2 separate regions of the Homo sapiens genome follow, and region 1 is linked to region 2. A link is a loop called in an ENCODE intact Hi-C map of the cell type or tissue named here. Cell type or tissue: gastrocnemius medialis. All regions are shown on one strand. Links, peaks and the distances in the headings refer to the core of each region. The heading gives the core; the rest is flanking DNA.

What was found. Peaks named below come from ENCODE experiments on the same cell type or tissue, not always from the same donor. Only the 100,000 strongest peaks of a DNase experiment are listed, where the experiment ranks them.
Region 1: a loop joins it to region 2, with 11 times the contacts of the local background. A loop is called at or near these places in 5 of 110 quality-filtered maps.

The regions. Positions count from the first base shown.
Region 1 is chr1:206,806,040-206,811,417 of GRCh38, forward strand. All of the region lies in intron 2 of IL19 (interleukin 19), which reads left to right. Among named protein-coding and RNA genes, the nearest start is that of IL10, 36 kb to the left of the region's middle. In gastrocnemius medialis, for the core only: CTCF peaks have their summits at 2,788 and 3,655 (motif pointing right); no DNase peak of the experiment used is centred there.
Region 2 is chr1:206,656,326-206,661,703 of GRCh38, forward strand. No RefSeq gene overlaps it. Among named protein-coding and RNA genes, the nearest start is that of DYRK3-AS1, 23 kb to the left of the region's middle. In gastrocnemius medialis, for the core only: a CTCF peak has its summit at 2,314 (motif pointing right); DNase peaks (open chromatin) are centred at 2,326 and 3,116; H3K4me3 peaks cover 1,105 bases; H3K27ac peaks cover 3,677 bases.

The sequences.
Region 1 (5,378 bases), core at 327-5,326, 150 kb after region 2:
CCAATCCCAGTGGAAAAGAGAGTTCTAATACATGTACCATTAACCTTGGGTTAATCCTCGTTGATTTTGATTGGCTTGGCTTGGGTCATGTACTCACCCTTGAATCAATCTATGCAATTGAGAAGCGTTGTTGCCTTAATTTCACCGGCAGCACACACCCACTCCTGGGATGAGAGGATGGGTCAGCTTTACCTAGAGTCATATGGACTGCAAATAAGGGAAATATCATTTCCCAGAGGAAAATGGGGTTGCTACTTTCAGAAGAAAGGGGGATGAATGCTAGGTAGGCTAAATAACATCACATTGGCAGATAGAAAAGAGCTACTACTCTGAAATATATTCAGGTAGAACTTTTACATCTAAAATACTACAAAAACTCAATAAATAAATAGGCAGGGAGAAAACAAGTCAAGCATTTTTCAGATTTATTTTCCATAACTCTAAATGTGAGAAGACAATGAAACAAAGTATTTTAATCTGTGAAGGAAAGAAGTTGTGTGACCTGAGAATTCTATGCCTAGGTAAATTGTCACTCATAACGTATGCACTCGGAAAATACAATTCCCGGAACTCTCCCTGAGCAAGCCAGTAAAAAATGTATCACAATAAGGATAAATTAGAGTTGGTACAAATTATCACCCAGTCCTATCATTCTACCTCTGAAATATATTACGATTTGGTCCCCTTTCCACTATCAATCTGGTATCGTGTTAGTCCAAGTCAATATCATATTTTATCCGGACCACTGTCACAGCCTATTAAGTTGCCTGTCTCTTCCACTCTCAACCCTTCTAAGCCATTTTGTACATGTCATCCAATGGTCTAGTAAACCAGATCATGTCACTTCCTTGCTTAAAATAATTTTAAAGCTTCTTATGGGTATTAGTTCGTTCTCCCACTGCTATAAAAACATACCCAAGACTGGGTAATTTATAAAGGAAAGAGGTTTAATGGACTCACAGTCCTGCAGGGCTGGGGAGGCCTCAGGAAACTTACAATCATGGCATAAGTGGAAGCAAACATGTCCTTCTTCATATGGTGGCAGGAAGAAGTGCTGAGCAAAGAGGGAAAAGCCCCTTACAAAACCAGCAGATCTCATGAGAACTCACCCACTATTACGAGAACAGCAGCATGGGGGTAACTGCTCCCATAATTGAATTACCTCCCACCAGGTCCCTCCCATGACATGTGGGAATTATGGGAACTACAATTCAAGATGAGATTTGGGTGGAGATACAGCCAAACCATATCCTATGGCATGTAGAGTCAACTCAAGTTCCTTACTATGACCTTCAAGACCTTGCCTGATTCCACCTCTGCAGTTATTCCCAGCCCAGCCACACTATCCTCTACTCACCATGCTATAGTCATATAGCCACTGATCAGTTCTTGCTGTGCACATGCTAAGCTCCTTCTTCTCTCAGGGCCTTCACTCATGCTGTTCCCTCAACCTGGAACTCTCTCCCCTCAACCCTTTCTTTTCCTGGCTCCTTCTTTCTCATTACATCTCAGCTTACTTATATCACCTCTTCAGATGTTCTCTGGTCTCAAAATCTGAAAATAAGTTTCCTTTGTTTTTTTGGCACCCTTATTTCAGACCACTAATCACAAATTGTAGCTATATATTTATGTGTTTAGTTGTGTTACATTTGTCTTCTCTTAGAGTATGAACCCCACAAAAGCAGGGACCATGTTTATTTTATTTGTCACTGAATTCCCAGGTCTTAGCACTGTGTATGACAAAGAAATGGTGTGCAATTTATATTTGTAGGAGGAAGGCAAAAAGAAACATTGAAATGGTGTAACTATATATAGAAGCAAATATATAGAAAGAAGTTATGGGAATTGATTTAACTATAATTTCTAAGGTGATGGTAAACTTTTTTTCTATTAAAGAGATGAACTATGATGTTAAAAAATGGAGCAGAAAGCATATTTAAAACAGTAAATAAACACATTCATTATATAGTGCTTTTGGTTCCTAATTTGGTGCCATAAAAATTGATATAGGCCAGGTGTGGCAGCTCATGCCTGTAATCCCAACACTTTGGGAGGCTGAGGCAGGCAGATCACTTGAGGCCAGGAGTTCAAGACCAGCCTGGCCAACATGGCGAAACCCTGTCTCTACTAAAAATACAAAAATTAGCCAGGTGTGGTGATATATGCCTGTAATCCCAGCTACTCTGGTGGCTGAGGCACGAAAATCACTTGAACCCTGAAGGCGGAGTTGCGGTGAGCCAAGATTGCACTACTGCACTCCAGCCTGAGAAACAGAGCGAGACTCCATCTAAACAAAAATAAACAACAACAAAAAACAAACCATACCAAACAAAAGATATTGACTGATGTGATGTGAAGCTCTGAGAGTAGAATTAACCGTGCATGTAGAGTGACTGTGGCCTTGAAGGAAGGATAGAATTCAGAAAATTAGGGAGAGGTATGAAGGGAATTGTGTGTGTGCGTGTGTGTGTGTGTGTGTGTGTGTGCCCATGTGCACGCATGGTGGGGTGAGGTAGGAAAAAACTAGGTGAGCAGAGATCTGGCACTGAGACAGAGTAAATGGAGTGAGGTGGGAGGGTGAGGAGCCCCTAAGACTTCCAGGTACAAGAAAACTCGCGGTAGGTTAAACTCACAGAGGGTAGTGTAGAAAGTGTTGCCATGAGGACAAAGCATCCACCTTAGAGGGGCTTGTTGCTATGTATGTGTGCCTGCAGTTGACACAAGTCTTAGCAGGAGTCCTAAGAAAAGGCTCCCAGCCCATTTGGTCTGTGGACAATAAGGACCCCTTGTGGTGCAACAAAGAAGGTGAGAGACAGATGTAGTGAAGAGGCTGCAGGGGCTAGAGATGCTGGCCAGGAAAGGACAGCCTGGGTGGGACATCATGAGTGAAGAGGGTGCATGAGGATTCTGTATGACAGAGAAGGAAGGCAGAAGGTTCTGGAAACAAACTTGTACTACTCCCCATGAACTCAAAAGCAGGTCTTGTTTAGGGAGAGAGAGCAAAGCTGCTCTCTGTTCTTGGCAAACAGTCTTTGTATATGTTGATCATGATGTCCCTCAAAGCAGCCCCCATGGGTGTTGCCCCCACTGCTTCACCTAGGAGCTGTGAAGAGTGGTAGATACAGCATTCCTAGGCAGCAGACCTGGGCTGGAATACCTGTCTCTGCTATTTGCTATCTGTGTAAACCCAAGCTGGTTCATTATCTTAAGACTGCTCTCATCTGAAAGGAAGGGATAATAATGCATGATTTCCACATACCTATGTGAGATCTCCACATGTGATAGGCTTTTTAGTCTGTACTGTTAGTTGTACTTGGTGTGGGGTGGGTGGGCATGAACTTCAGAAGATGCTGTCTGTGGGCCTGACCTCCACTGGCTTTTCCTGCAGGTCTTCACTTTAGCTCAGCTTCAAGGGAAGACTCTGTTGGCCAACTGGGTAGAATATTTCTCTGCCCAGCCCACAGTTCTGGTAGGGACTTCAAAAGATGATTTTATACTGCACCATTGTAGACTGAAAAAGTACCATACCAACCTCTGGGCATCTAACTAGTTTTAGGAAAACCACCAGAAAAGGTGAATCTGCCCTCTTGATCTACTGTAAGTAGCATGTAAAGTATAAGGCGGGTTGTGCAATTGGCACTAGATGGCACTGTAGCAGCCTGGGTGCATTAGATGAGACCTGCTTCAAACAAGAAATATAGTAGCTGGGAGGTGGGGTTGGGCCCAGGATAATGATAAGGACAAATTTCCATTAAATGACTTGCAAGATACTGTCCTTCATTTATAATGAGTCTGACAGGAACTTCCCCAGATTCATCAGTAGATTGCATGTTGCAGCTCAGCAATCACCACCAGGTGTGGAATCAACCATCCCAACCACGTTTGTGAAAAACCTTATAACAACTTCACTTGGGGCAGTTTCCTTCAAGGGAATGAATTCTCCTTCTCAAGACCCATCCCAACCTCTCTTTATTGCCACTTGCCTCACCATTAGGGTCGGATCTCACCCTTCTTTGGGGGTTGGAGGGCATGGACAAAGTCCGACTCAGAATAGTTTATACACTAAAAGAAGTGCAAGACTTTACTAATAAATACTGGCAGAATCTTGGGAAATATGTGTGAGAATAGATTCTAAGGGTGTTAGACCAAGGAGGATAGACTATAGCACTGGATTGGATTGAATTTATTGGGGGTATTTATGAGACATTCTGGGTTTAGTGAGCTAGCTCTTGTAACTGGAAGTGGCTCTAAAATTTCTTGGTTGGCTGACTAAACCTTGGACTCAATGGTGGCATATGTTCAATAAGGCTGGAATGCCAGAACTTCCCTGACACAATGTAGAGGAAGGCATCCAAGACTTAAGGAGGAAGGAATGATGGAGTGACTTTATCACATGAAATCTCTACATCTACCAGCCTCACATCCATCCCCCAGAATGCCTAGAGGACAATCCTTTCATAAAGACATTAAGAAACACATTGACGAAGGTAGCACTTGCATCTCTGAAAAGCTCTGTGGTGGCTGTCTTCTATAAGCCAGGTATGATGGTGAAAGACACCTCCATTGAGTTGAATCTCTGATTTTAATAGAAATGATGAGACTCCCATATAGCAGAGGCCAAATGCTATAATTTAACCATTAGAGACAAGGGGACTGCAAATACTGACATAGTTTGGATGCCTGTCCCCTCCAAATCTCATGCTGAAATGTGATCCCCAATGCTGGAGTTGGAGGTGGGGCCTACTGGGAAGTGTTTGGGTCAGGGGGACAGATCCTTCATGAATGGCTTGGTGCCCTCCTCAGAGTAACGAGTGAGTTCTCACTCTATTTGTTCACCTGAGAGCTAGTTGTTTAAAAGAGCATGGCATCTCTCTTGCTTCCTATCTCACCATGTAACATGCCCCCTTTGCTTTCCACCATGATTGGATTCTTCCTGGATCCCTCACCAGAAGCAGATGCCAGTGCAATGCTTCTTGCACAGTCTGCAGAACTGCGAGCCAAAATAAACCTCTTTTCTTTATAAAGTATCCAGCCTCAGGTATTCCTGTATAGAAATGCAAAATAGACTAAGATAAATACCATAAAAAACAGAAAGGGCATAGTGATAATCAAACTGTTTTGAAACCTAGAGATTTTTAGTGAGGCGAATTGATCATGGTGCATCTAGGAATGAAAAAGATGGCCAGCTACTAAAATGTCATCTGAACTATATAAAAAGTTTGGTGACCCCCACCTCTACTAAAAATACAAAAAAATTAGCCAGGTGTGGTGGCAGGAAACTGTAGTCCCAGCTACTCAGGAGGCTGAGGCGGGAGAATGGCGAGAACCCAGGAGGTGGAGCTTGTAGTGAGCCGAGATCTCGCCACTGCACTCCAGCC
Region 2 (5,378 bases), core at 196-5,195:
CCATCTGCCCATCTCAGCCTCCCAAAGTGCTGGGATTATAGGCATGAGCCACTGTTCTCAGCTTTCCCTGGATTCTTGAACAGGGTTTCTGCCTTATGGGACCCCAGCCTAAAGCTAGACATGGACCTTCCTATACTCACATGGAGCAACTCCAGGTTGGAGACATTAATTGCTGCTAGCGGAATTATAGAGCAGGCAGAATTTAAAAGAAAATTCAGCTTGCAATATCGCTGTTAAAATTTACCCATGATCAGGCCGGGTGCGGCGGCTCAAGCCTGTAATCCCAGCACTTTGGGAGGCCGAGGCGGGTGGATCACCTGAGGTCAGGAGTTCAAGACCAGCCTGGCCAACACAGTGAAACCCTGTCTCTACAAAAAATACAGAAGATTAGCTGGATGTGGTGGCACACACCTGTAATCCCAGCTACACGGGAGGCTGAGGCAGGAGAATCGCTTGAACCCAGGAGGCGGAGGTTGCAGTGAGCCGAGGTTGCACTCCAGCCCGGGCAACAGTGGGAGACTCTGTCTCGAAAACAAAACAAAACAACAAAAACCCCATGATCAAAGGCACCACAAACCAGGATACTCCCATGGCTCTTTATGCCTTTTAAGACAAAAACTATCAGCGCGTAGAAAAGGCAGTGAAAATGGCAATGAGGGCTACTAGTGCATTGCCCATTGCTTTTTACTTTCTAGGAAGGAATTTGTCAGTCCAAAAGCAGAAACATAAAGTGACTGCAGCTAGTCTGTGCAGATGCTAAGGACTGACCTTGACCTTCCAGTAGAGTGAGCCTGGACATGATTTGACCTCGTTTTGCAGAGGCTGCCCAGCCCTGCCTTTGAATCTGGCTGTTGATGATCTCCTGATTGAGGAGCAGATCCAGGACACCCAATCTGAACCACTGCAGAGAATTCTTAATCATTCCCAGGGTGGAGCCCTGACCCAAGCTGCACTCACTTTTGCTGTTCTCAAGCATGTCTATATAGGCTTTTGTTGGTGCATTGATTCTTTCACCAGTGACTTGAGCAACTGTTGTGTGCAAAAAAAGCACCCTAATGGCATTTATCAAGGATAGGGAGCGTCAGCAGCATTGTTGACCATATGTTTAGAATCTAACAAAAGCTAGGCCATGGCTTTAGAGAAAACTTGCCAGCAAGTTATCTGCACTCTGTTCTGGTTTAAAATTTGTGTAACTCTGTAAGTGAATGGGATGGGGAGGGGAGATAGTTTCAGAAGAGAATGTTCTCTGAGTCTGTGCATAGTATAGAGTAAGGGGCTTGTGTCCTGAGCTGAAGGTGGAGGAGAAAAGATGGTAGGAATGAAAGGCATGGAAGACATGCTATCCAGTAGCAACTTGGCTCTCACCACCCTCCGTTTCTGACGTTGAAGATGAAATGGGGTTACCCTTCAGGTTTCTCTGCCATGATTTCAGATCAGGGGTTTGGCTTTTTCTGCTCCCTCATCAAACTGATTCTATCCCAGATTAGCCATCCTGAGATCTGCAGGGGAGGAGGAACCAGCAGACCAGGCTTCCCTACTTCTCTTCCCCACTTCTCTTCCCCGATTCCCTCATTTCCCTCAACAAGTAGCTGGCTGCGTTGCTGTTTTCTCTGGTTGCTAAAACAACATTGCTTACTTCTGTCCCACCAACAATCCCAGCCAGAGACTTGAGACTGAGGTGAATACACGAGATGAATTCAGAAACCTCATCCCTGAGATCTTTCACCCGAGTTTTTGAGCCAGCGTCCCACATTGTCCTGGTTCCATTCCCCTCTCAGCAAACACTCTTCATTCATCCCTTTTCCCGTTGGAACTGAAGTCACTAGTTGCTGTAAAATGCCAGCGAGATGTCCAGGCAAAGTGGCATGAGTGAGAGGGAGGAGGCTTCAGAGCTCTTTGGAGGACCAAGAAGCGCAATGGACCACAGGTGCTTCCCCTCAATGCTGCTAAAATAATGAGGGGCAGGCGCTTCCGTGGTGGGTCTTCCTGCAGTCACAACTGTTTCCCAACCGCTGTGTCACACACTCTACTGCTACCCCTTCCTAGCCCAACCTGGCCTGGGGCAGCTGCATTTCAAAGAGAGGACTTCCTCTGTTCTTTATTTAGTCCCAGGCTTAAATTCTACTACATTCAGAAGGGGAGGCGCCGCTGTCGCTGGGAAAGCTGGGCCGGGGCCGGAGGGAGACACAAGGCGGAGATTTCCCAGACCACAGAGTCGAAGTTGTAAAGTTAGAAACCTGGTAGGGAACAGCTGCGGGAGCCTCCTGGGTGGGAAATGTCCTACCTCCCCAACCCCTGCGGCTGCACTTTCACGGGGCTCCCCCCAGGGGGCGCCAGGCCCCGCCTCCACCTTTCTCTGCCTTCTCTTCAGTCGCTCAGTAAATGCCCAGTGTACTCGGTGGGCCAGGCGCTGTGCTGGATCTATTCAAACATAACACACATATTTAATGGAAGGTCAAACATGTTAAGAATTGAAGTACAGTGAGATACATATGATGGTAGACATGAACTAGTGTCCTAGCCAAGTGTTCCTCAAAAGACCCATTCGGACGAAGCGTCCCTCACTAGCCATGACCATTTACTTCTCTTTGTTTCCCTTCTTTCTACCCTAGCCACCACCCCGCAGCACCAGTGACCACTCACTATCTCCAGTGCCTTCTGCCTCAGAGATTGCGAATGAATGGTGCCCAGGCTCTTCCCAGCTGAAGAAGTGGGAGGCAGAGTGCCCAGCTGGAGAGACCAAGCACCCGTCCCTTTAGTTCACAGCAGAGCCAGGGTTTATGACCCCTCCCTGCTGCGACCAACCCCACCCCGCCCCCACTGCCGTGTTTACAGCGCCTTTTCAGCAGTCCCCATCCCACTCCCCAAAGCTGCCAAATGGGTTTATTTTTACCTACTGGGTTGGAAAAGGGGCAAAGGCTGAGGCTGGGGCAGTTCTGTGGCGCCAGCTGGGGCTTAAATACAATGAGAAAGTCCCACCCTGCCAGCTCTGCGTGAAGAGAACCCAGTAGGAAATAAATAGCGCTGTGTGGCCTGCCTGGATGCCTGACCTGCATATGTCTGCCTGGACTCCAGCCCGTCACATGAGCCGAGGCGGGTTAAAAAGAGAGGTCGGGTGATCTCCCAGCTCAGGTATCTGTCCTGGCATGAGGAGCTGTGGGGTGAGGGTGCCAGCTCTTCTTTACAGGGCCTGGTGGACAGGGAGGCCCAGTGGGCAGGGGCAATTCGGGCCAGGGAGGGAGTGGGCCAGGAAGGGAGCCGGACAGGCGGACTTTGCCCCAGTGCCAGTCCGCCTCCAGCTATCAGCCTCCAGCTGTGGGCACTGGGAAAGGGTGATAACGTTCGTAAGGACACTGTGACTGCCTAACGTTGGTAAGGGCAGATGACTGGAAGGGAGAAAAAGCTTGGCAGAAGTTCCAGGACTAAATCTTAATTTGGCCAAAGCCGTTGTTTCCGTCACACCCCACCCGGTGCGTGCGCGCGCACACACACACACACACACACACACACACACACACACACACCATTGCATATCTTTTTCTTTCCCATAGCTTTGACCCCCTTCATGCATTCCTGCCCCCTCCTCCACCCCTTCCAGCTCAGAATGCTAGCATCTGCCTATCTCCAGCAACACAGACACTTCTCCCTCCTCCCACGCCTCTCTCCTGGGACTCAGGCCTGTGGCTGCTTCTCCTTTCTAGGCCTCAGTTTCCCCTTAGGCAGCATGTCTCAGATCCCACTCCCAGGGCCCTCTAGGCAATTTAGGCCAGGAGACAGTGGGAGGCTCCTGGGAGAAGTTTCACTTCTTTTTACTGAAGTTCCAGAACTAGGTTAAAGGATTCAGCAAGCTGAAGACCTCCCTGTTCAGATCTGAGTTCCCTGAGATGTTGGGGGACCTTGAGTCAAGAGGCTCATTTGCTCAGATCCTGTTGCTGAGGAAAGTACCACATATATTGTGGTTGGACCAGTGCAACCCCCAGAACACCTGTTCATTGCAGTGGGTTGGCTGGATAGGGGCGTCTAGGGATCCTGAAGGGACAGAAAACTTGCTCTGTGGGATGATACAGTGCTGTGGAATGGGGAGTGGAGGGAACAGGAGTTGTCGTAGGCCCCAAGATGCCTGAACTCCAGGAGCCCGAGCTAGAGCGATGGCCATGGCATGGGCAGGCAGGACACATTCAATAGCTCTCAACTAGATAATAGTTTTTTTTTGTTTTTTTTTTTTTTGAGATGGAGTTGTGCTCTTGTCGCCCAGGCTGGAGTACAATGGTATGATCTTGGCTCACTGTGACCTCTGCCTCCCGGGTTCAAAGATTCTCCTGCCTCAGCCTCCCAAATAGCTGGGATTCAAGCATGCACCACCACGCCTGGCTTATTTTTTGTATTTTTAGTAGAGACGGGGTTTCACCATGTGGGCCAGGCTGGTCTCGAACTCCTGACCTCAAGTGATCTGCCTGCCTTTGCCTCCCAAAGTGCTGGGATTACAGGCATAAGCCACCATACCCGGCCAATAGAATTTTTTCAAGAGAGAAATTGTCCCTCCTCTGTAAAAAACCAACTACAAGTTTACATATCTAATTGGTCTAGAAAAACAGTGGACATATAGGGAGGGAAACCAGTATAATTTGTAATTTCAAGGACTATTCTGGAACTCCAGACTCCATGGAGATTAATCCTAACACTGGGGACAAATGCCCATTTTCTCTGGTTGGGAAATTTAAGAAATCAAGGTGGAACTGGGCTATATGCAGAAGCATCTGACTTCCTGGAATATAATCAACAAATGTGATTCTGAGCCAGGTTGGGATCAATGCACCAATGTCAAGCAGGCATCTGGGGAGCCCTGACAACATGGAGCTAGATGTGGGGGTCAGAGACATTCCTGAGGGTACTGTATCTAATCCCCCTCAAGGTAGGATAACTGGGTAGTCGAAAGAAGACACCATTTATAAAATGTGGGCAGGGTTTCGGGAAACTACTAAGGGACAGTGAAGTACACCCAGGATAGCCACATGGGGCAGAAGGAAGGGAGTGGTTGCTGGAATCTTAGCGAGCAATAGCGGTGGATGAGGTTGTAGGAGAGAGCTGCCTGCCTGACAGAAGCTGTGGCTTTTGGTAGAGGATGGCAGGCACTGCAACCTCTGGAGAGTGGGGAGAAATCACGGGAATAAATGTGCTGGCCTCATCCTAGTGCCAGCTTATCTTACTCCTGTGCCTCCCATTGGCCTAACTTAATCGGAAGCCACGTCTGGTTGGCATAGTCAAAAAATGCCATCCTTGGCCAGGTGCGGTGGCTCACACCTGCGGTCCCAGCACTTTGGGAGGCCAAGGTGGGAGGATCACTTGAGCCCATGAGTTCAAGACCAGCCTGGGCAACA